Linked DNA regions of Homo sapiens: regions 1 and 3 are each linked to region 2. A link is a contact called in ENCODE Hi-C or POLR2A ChIA-PET data. All regions are on one chromosome and are shown on one strand. Each heading gives the region's core, a stretch centred on a gene start or an enhancer-like site at or near the end of the contact. The rest is flanking DNA. Distances are from core to core; before and after follow the strand shown.

What was found. Hi-C counts contacts between places; a loop is a spot of excess contacts on that map. ChIA-PET counts read pairs that join two places held with the same protein, here RNA polymerase II (POLR2A). Pooled maps may share reads with other maps.
Region 1: a map with no recorded cell type shows a loop between it and region 2 (2.4-fold over the local background). The contact joins two enhancer-like sites. A Hi-C loop is called at or near these places in 1 of 37 single-sample maps with no recorded cell type and 2 of 50 pooled maps. POLR2A ChIA-PET finds 5 or more read pairs at or near these places in 3 of 52 experiments (H1, WTC11 and activated T-cell).
Region 3: a pooled map shows a loop between it and region 2 (2.4-fold over the local background). The contact joins two enhancer-like sites. A Hi-C loop is called at or near these places in 1 of 168 maps with a recorded cell type or tissue (B cell), 8 of 37 single-sample maps with no recorded cell type and 4 of 50 pooled maps. POLR2A ChIA-PET finds 5 or more read pairs at or near these places in 1 of 52 experiments (IMR-90).

What each region holds. Positions count from the first base shown.
Region 1 is chr17:57,832,151-57,834,850 of GRCh38, forward strand. It overlaps MRPS23 (mitochondrial ribosomal protein S23), which reads right to left. Exons shown (of 5, transcript NM_016070.4): 5 at 2,631-2,700. Among named protein-coding and RNA genes, the nearest start is that of MRPS23, 17 kb to the right of the region's middle. RefSeq lists enhancers at 602-1,113, 1,114-1,624, 1,793-2,293. Within about 2 kb of position 1,346, at least 24 of the 41 ENCODE cell types and tissues checked have a DNase peak (open chromatin) inside an H3K27ac peak, as active enhancers do.
Region 2 is chr17:57,628,183-57,630,882 of GRCh38, forward strand. All of the region lies in intron 10 of MSI2 (musashi RNA binding protein 2), which reads left to right. Among named protein-coding and RNA genes, the nearest start is that of MSI2-AS1, 21 kb to the left of the region's middle. RefSeq lists an enhancer at 1,645-1,744. Within about 2 kb of position 1,414, at least 5 of the 41 ENCODE cell types and tissues checked have a DNase peak (open chromatin) inside an H3K27ac peak, as active enhancers do.
Region 3 is chr17:57,439,236-57,441,935 of GRCh38, forward strand. All of the region lies in intron 6 of MSI2 (musashi RNA binding protein 2), which reads left to right. Among named protein-coding and RNA genes, the nearest start is that of MSI2-AS1, 170 kb to the right of the region's middle. RefSeq lists a silencer at 1,494-1,553 and an enhancer at 1,964-2,023. Within about 2 kb of position 1,381, at least 24 of the 41 ENCODE cell types and tissues checked have a DNase peak (open chromatin) inside an H3K27ac peak, as active enhancers do.

The DNA of each region.
Region 1 (2,700 bases), core at 96-2,595, 200 kb after region 2:
AGGAAGGCAGTTGGGGGGAGTGTAGAGGGGCAGCAAGGAGGCAGAAAAGGGCCGGGCATGGTGGCTCATGCCTATAATCCCAGCACTTTGGGAGGCCAAGGCGGGAGAGTCGCTTGAGGCCAGGAATTTGAGACCAGCCTGAGCGACATAGCATAGAGACCCTATCTCTACAAAAAAATTAAAAATAAAAAATTAGCTTGGCATAGTGGCATGCACCTGTAGCCCTAGCTACCTGGGAGGCTGAGGCAGGAGGACCACTTGAGCCCAGGAGGTTGAGACTGAAGTGAGCTATGATTGCACCACTGCACCCCAGCCTGAGTGACAGAGAGAGACTTTGTCCCTATTTTTAAAAAAAGGAAGCAGGAAAGAAGAAACAGAATGAGTGTCATTGAGTGTCATTTAAAATGTTGGTTTCTACACACACGCTTGCCCACAGGCATACACAATCCAAGAAGTTACTAAATAAATGCACATTTTCCAGTGAAACCTACCAGCATGGGATAAGTTCCAAAAGCGGATAGTTCCCAAGATGTTCTCTAGTTTCCTCCTTTGTTGTTGTTGTTGTAGTTGTTTTTTAATTTGATTCATTTACTTGGTGCTAGAAGTTTGGAAGGAGATAAAGGACAGAGTAACTACTGGGGGTGGGGGATAGAGAAAGCTGTGTTTAGACGAGTGGCTGGTGAAAGAGGACACAATACCGTTTCTTCTCAATGTTAATCTAGCGCATGTTAATTCCTCCCCACCCAGTGGGAATCGACAGTGGCTGAAAGCCTTCTAGGCACTGACAGCAAAGACGGAGTACTCGCCAAGAACTTTGTTCACGTTCTCATTCAGTCCTCACAGCAACTTAGTGAGGTAGACGTTGTTACCCTTGTTTTACAGATAAGGAAATTGAGGTTCAGACGGTTCACTAACTCCCCTAATGTCACCAGACAAAGCAACAGATCAGGGTTTCAAACCCAGGTCTGTTCTCCAAGGCCTGGGTTTTTTCCGCTGCTCTGCCTCCCTGCCTGCACTGTTCTCTCTCCCGCTGTCCTCCACAGCAAATTCGCAGATGTGTCATTGACTGGAGAAGGTTAGGAAACACTGCTCTGGGCAGAGTCTCCAGGGGCTCAGCGCAGTAAGCTCCTTCCTCTCCAGCTCCTATTATGGTGCAAACAGTGCCGCTTCCCCGGCAGGCCTTTGTCATTTGTCCCGTGGCCTGTCCCCTCCCATCTCTACCCCATCCCAGTAGCACCCCAGGACCTCAGCTTCCTAAATTTCAGCCACAACATTATTTTTACAAGGACACTCTTCAACCTTGAAAGGCAAGGTACCCCGAGGCAAGGAAACGAAATGACTGTAGTTGAACAGCATGAGAGTCCAGCGCCATCTAGTGGTGCTGAAACCGACAAGTCCCTGGCGGTGACATTTTCAAATAATCAATATCTCATTATTAACCATAATCACAACCTGATGTTTACTTTTGGAGAAATGTTCAGCAGCAAGGGATGCACATGCACTTTTCTGCATGTTTCAGAGGCCTGCGATCCTAAATGCCACAATGACTATTAAACAGTGTCCTGCCCATGAGCAAACAGGAGAGATTGATTGTATATCTTTTTCATCTAAGCTGCTCACCAAAAACAAAGCTCAGTTGAAGCCAGTGACCTTTCACTAACTGCTGGAAGGAAAATGCTTGATAAATAATAAATAGACCACTACTGGATCTTGCTTAGAACTATCTTTTAATTAAAAGAACTGAGGAGCTAGAAGGTCCGGTGACTGACATTTATTTCAGTTGCAGTCCAGGAAAAGCATTCATTGAGGGTAAAATGATACTTGAAATGTATTTTCGTTGTCAGCTAGTATTCCCCAAAAACCCTGTCTGTAATCTGCATGGATGGAGGGTGGTGGTGGTGGCTGGCAGTAGCAACATTTTGTAGGGAACATAACACTTAACTTCCTGCCTTCTCTGCCTTCCCCTAGCAACCTTTTCTTTTTCGTGCTGCAGCAATAAACACTTGTCTGGTTCAGCATCACCACAGAAACTGCTTCAGTGCCGGGCTCATCCAATCAGAGACCCGCCTGCCACATTGAGCGCTACCCTAGGAGTGACAGGAAAGCCATTTCCCGTCTTTTCCACAGGAGGGCAGGTGCCCTTCCTCTGCCAGCCAAGGTGACCTCGACCAAGTTGCTCACTGAACCTGCTCAGCCATCCCTCATCTCACCCAGCACGGTCAAAGGCTCAGAACGCATGACTAACTTAGCCCGAGTCAGGCTCCCACCTTTTGGCTATTCTAGAATTGAGCTCAGAACATAGAGACCAGGAAGTCTCAGCCTTCCCCATCCCCTCCTCCACTCACCTTTGCTTGCTCCTAGCTCCAGTCTTCTGGCTGAGGCCGTGCCAGCTTGCGTTGACTACCAGCACCACATCATGTTCTCTGCCCTAACTCCCATGTACTCAGGAAAACTGCCAGCCCATTCTGAGTCAGGCTTGGTCACAAATGAAAGCTGAGGATGGATGAGGCCCAACTCCGGGTGCCACGTCTGGATTCCCCGGAGCAGAGGCAGGCACCAGTGCCAGCCTCAGAGAAAATCTTACTGTCCCACTTGAGTGACTTTGTTTAAAAAAAGAAATCTGCTGAAGGTTTTTAAGTGGCACGCCATCATTTATTTACAGAGAAAGGTATCACTTTAACAAAATCAGGAGTCCTTCGG
Region 2 (2,700 bases), core at 164-2,663:
TGCTGAGGGAGGAGGCTCCCTGGGGAGCTGGGCTGCAGGCGGAGTTTCACCCCTGCCTTGTCGTCATGCCTAGACCTGGAGGTCTGGGAGTGTCAGGGTCTGAGATGAATTAGGAAGCAAAGGGAGTGAAGACGCGTCGCTGGAAGATGGCGCCCTGACACTGATGACAGGAGGGCAGAGTGAGGGCTTGGCCTGGTCTTTGCCTCAGACCAAGCATTGGGGCGGGAAGGGTGTAGTTGGAGAGATGAGGAGGCATTTGGGGGCACCTAGAGCCGTGCTCTATGGCAGACAGATCCTTCAACCAGCGGTGGAAGCCCCAAGCTCTTGTCCTGTCTCCGATACCACCTGGCCAAGTGGCCATGGGCGGGTCACTCAGCTTCTAGGGCCTTACTTCTCTCTTTTGGAAAAGGGGGTCTACGAGGAATGGTCTTTGGGGTCTGTGCCCCTCTCCGATTGTGTGGGTCAGAGGGTGCAGGGAAGGCAGGCACAGAAGCAGAAGTCCAAGATGGAGGAGTTTGAGTGCAGGTGGCTCCCCCACCAGTGTCCCCTGGGGCTGGGATGGTTCCCCATCTGGGAGGGGCCTCAACAAGACTCCTCGGCCCGCACTAAGGAAGCCGTCCCCAAAGATGCCCCCCAGCAGCAGGCTGCTTCAGGATGGCCACAGGCTCCCAGACCTGAAGAAAAGAAGGGCACATGCAAGAAGGACCACCACAAGAGAGGCCAGCACTCAACCAGCCACTGTCATTAGACTTTCCCATTTCCAGGCAGAGACCCCCACCAGGCACAGGCACAGAGGTAGAAACTCCTTCTGAAGGGGTCACAGTACGCAAGGGGTAGGACCTGCATTTGGACCAGGCGGTCTGGGCCTTAACTGCCACCCTCCACCATCTCCCTAGTGTCCATTTTTCTGGTACAATAACACTAGCCACAAAGAGCTACTAAAACTTAGGTTTAAATTAAAGTTGGCTGGGTGCGGTGGCTCACGCCTGTAATCCCAACACTTTGGGAGGCCGAGGTGGGAGGATCACTTGAGGTCAGGAGTTCGAGACCCGCCTGGCCAACATGGTGAAACCCCGTCTCTACTAAAAATATAAAAATGAGCCGGGCGTGGTGCCCGGCATCTATAATCCCAGCTACTCGGGAGGCTGAGGCAAGAGAATCACTTGAACCCAGGAGGCAGAGGTTGCAGTGAGCCGAGATCACACCACTATACTCCAGCCTGGATAACAGAGTGAGACTCTGTCTCAAAAATAAGAAGAAGAATAAGAAGAAGTAAAAAGAAAATTTCAGTTCCTTTAGAAACACTGGCCACATTTCAGTGACTCAGTAACCATGTGTGGCAAGTGGCTATTGCCAGCACAGAATGTAGAACAGTCACCGTGGAAATTTCTTACGGGCTGGTGCTGTTCCAGTGCCTAAAGGAAGAGGGCTGTTACTGGGGGGTGCACGGTCCACACACTCACACATGCGCACCACTCCTTCCTGGAGACACCCATGGGGTCAGTGTCCCTGTGCTTCATTCTCTGCCAGTCTTGCTCAGCCCAGAAGCTGGTGGCTTTTCCTCTCACTTCCTCCCCTCGCTTCCCCTCCAGGGGATGACAGGTGCAAAGGCTCACGCATCTCGGCCCTCCAGGTGCAGCACTGATCTGTGCACTCAGCCTGCACAACCTGCTCCCCTCCGTAATCAGGCTGCCATTGCCCCTGAGTGTGATGCTAGTCCCAGGAGGACAGAGTTGAGGGATCTTAACATGGAATAATTGGGAGAGGACATCAATGTGGACCCTATGCTAAGGCCCCTGTCTCATCAGAGGGCCTGCCCCGGGGCCCCCATGAGCTGGCTCAGGAGACATCTAGTAGAACTCTGCCTCCATGGCCTGCATCCCTGGGCCTGCCCCAGGCAGACGGACATGCAGCAGTGACCAGATTGAGGCTGGGCAGAGTGAGATAGGGTCCCCTGGGTGCCCAGCCCTTCACCAAAGCCAAGACTTTGGGAACTGGGGGGGCGGGGGATGGACTGGGCTGCAGGAAGGAGGATAGAGTGGGGTTGGAGTGTTTTTGCCCAGGGCCCATCCGTTTGTCATGGCCACAGTCCCTGCAGCTTAATACAATCAGGTGGGTTTGAATGGGACAGAAATCAGGCATTACAATGTACAGACAGCAGCTTCCTGACCTTTGGGAGTTAGCTGCCCTGTTCTCAACCATCAAACTTTTATTTTTCCATCCTTCCCACCTTCCCACTCACTATGGAAGCCTCTTGATTCTCTTAACTAATGGCCAGAAAGGGGCCACCAGTGGCCACAAGAGTAAGGTTGCCTGCTCTCAGGGAGGGCAAGAGTGGAGTGGCCCTGAACTGGGAAGGGTGGCCCCATGGCTGGGGCCGCCCACCCCACTCATCTGAGAAGCCAGGCTAGGGTCAGAGTCTATTCCCCTCCTGACCCCCTCCCAAAGGATATGCTCCTTGTGGAGTGTTGGGTCTGTGCTTATCCCAGATGCCTCCCCAAGCAGCCAAATGTTTCCAGACACAAAGCCTAGGTAGGTCCATGTGTCATTCCAGTCAAGAGCGCAGGGAGTAGCTGAGCCCCTCTAGAACCAAACTTGATGACTCCTGGAGCCACAGCCTCAGGGCCAGGGCTACAGAGAAGCTTCTGGATGCCCTGACTTCCATCTGTCACCTCATGCCAATAAGGAAAGTTTCGGGTG
Region 3 (2,700 bases), core at 131-2,630, 190 kb before region 2:
TCAGATCAAGCCTATGTGATTCATGGGATTTTACAGGTTGGAGGCTGAGAGGTATTTGTAGGTCTGGATGAGGATTTGCACTCAACCTGGTTGTGGCATGTCGTAGTCAAACTATGGCCTCACCTGATTTAGAGGACGAGGAGGACTCTGCAGAAAGCACTTCCTTGGCTGTTGGTAGAGATTAGATATTTGCGGGCAGAGAGTTGGGTCAACCCAAGCCTTCATCAACATCCCACAGGGACCTCCCTTGAGGTGACTTTCATTCATTAGATGGAGGATGGCATTGCAGGTCCTGTGCCAGGCACTGGGGAGATAGGCTTTGTCTTTTTTTTTTTTTTTTTGGTGGCATCTCTCGCTCTGTCGCTCAGGCTGGAGTGCAGTGGCACGATCTTGGCTCACTGCAACCTCTGCCTCCCGGGTTCAAGTGATTCTCCTGCCTCAGCCTCCTGAGTAGCTGGGATTACAGGCGTGCGCCACCTTGCCCAACTAATTTTTTGTATTTTTAGTAGAGAAGGAGCTCACAGCATAGTAGAAGGCTCAGACTTTGGACTATTTCCTAAGAATCTGATAAGTGAATACATTTCCAGGATTCTTAGCGGATGGCCCGAAGTCTTGGGATAGTGTGTGAGGGCCAGAGGGGAAAATTGAAACAATGAAGAGAATTGAGAAATTCCTCATTGGAAACTTCTGTCTGTGATGCTTGGGGTGGGATAAGAGGGGGGGTCTGTTCTAGCTAAGATTCAATACCAATGGTTATCTCTTTGATTATAGCTTAGGGTGAGGCTGAGTGATCTATCTCCACTGTTTGGTCTCCCCAGAGTTAGCTGTTTATTTCAAACCACCAGTCACTTGTGGTGTTTTGACCTAGAAGCCATGCAAGGCAGTTTGAACTGTGCTTGAAAGGGTGGGGAGGCAGGGCTTGTTCTGAACTGTGAGCTGAGGAGGCAGCGATGGGTGCCCTGTGCTCTAATAGAGGTCTGAGAAGTGAACTGGGTGGCCAGCTGGGTCTGCCTGCTGAGAGCTTGCTGGGGCACAGGAAGCCGTGCCCCTCATTCCCTTTGAAATAGCTTTGTGTTTGTCATTCTTGTGACTTGGATACCCTTTTGGACCCCGTATCTGTGGGCTTAGCATCAGTCAGATGCTGTTTATCAGACAGTCTTACCTGGGGTTTGTTATCCGTGTGTGTGTGTGTGTGTGTGTGTGTGTGTGTGTGTGTGTGTGTGTGTGTGTGTAGCGTGGCTGGGTCAGACTGGATTCCTTGTTGAGCATCTAGCTAAAAGAGGTTAAGAGGAGGCTCATATACTGCTGAAGGCCAGAGGGCTTTGCTGAACGCTGGTCATCTTAAAAACGAGCTGGGCTATTTATAATTTGGCAGGCTGCCATGGGACTTGAATGAATGGCAGTCTGTGCAGGCTCACATACTCTGTGTACTGAGTCTGAGCGTGGGTTTGTTCATTTATGTGCCCCTGTGCATGGGTGTGGATGTGATTTCCTGGCGTGCAGGGTAAGGACTGAGGAGGTGGGGAAGCAGGTTTTGCCCTGGTCCTCTGGTCCGCCAAGAGGCCACAGGTACCCTTATTTATGCCTGGGATGTTGGTGTTTCTGGTATTTTAAGCCACAGAAACGTTTGAGGGAGTAGACCTGGACTATCTCTTTTTACTCCTGAGGAAACTAGGCCAGAGGGGTTCCCTTGGGCTCAGAGGAGGCCTCGGGTCAGGGGCCATCCCGGGTGGGAGCTGTAGCTCTGGCCAGCTTGCTCCTGTCAACACTGCCCCCTGCCGCTCTCCCAGGGCTGCAGGGACCTGGTCGTGCTGGAGACGGATGTTTTCAGGCAGCGCTTTGTAGGAGGCAGTGACGCTGGTAACCCACTAATGTGAGGATGAAGTCTTTGTATTCTGTTTCCATTGACGGGGACGGGTTTGCAGAACCACCCACACCCTTGCCTGGGCCTGGTGACTCATGAGGACAAGATGGCTGACCAAGGAGAGGGAGAGGTTCCACTCCCTCCAAGGCCCAGGGCTGACTCTTTTTCATGCATTTGGTGCTAAATTGCTGCCCTGAGGCTCTTGAATAGCTTGTATGAACTCTGGTCCACCCCTCTTGCCTCTCCTAAATCCCTTGGGAGGTGTCCCCATGCCCTACACACTGCCTGCTCTGTCACCTCACCACCCTGCAACCAGCTGGGCTGGCTGGTTTTCACTGCTGGGAGGTAGATTTTTTTTCAAGAAGTATGAAAGTATCATTGGCATATAGACAGACCTCTGCACTCAGCTGGAACTGGGTTTTGAATCGCAGCTTCAGGACTCAATAATGTTGTAAATCTCTGAACTTCTTGGAGACTTTGTTTTAGGAAGACAGGACCCTATAAGACAAAGTCCCTCTGTGAGGTCCAGCACAGAAGGCATCTCTCACCAGGGTCCCTTTCTTTTCCCTTTTCTCTCAGCCTGATTCTGTGCTTTCTTTCTTCCTTTTCGTTGTTATTTAAACTTATGCATGTAATTTCAGCCTCATAAGGGACATTATGTAGATTAATTGCCATATGGGAAGTACTTAAAGCATGTTGCCTGGCACACAGTAGGTGTGTAGCAATAGTAGTCATTGTTTTAGGCAAAGATGATGCCTGCAGGGGTTTCTTTCATTATTATTTCACTATTTATTTCATAATTGTAGCTTCATGGGGAGGACAGAAGGGTGAAGGGA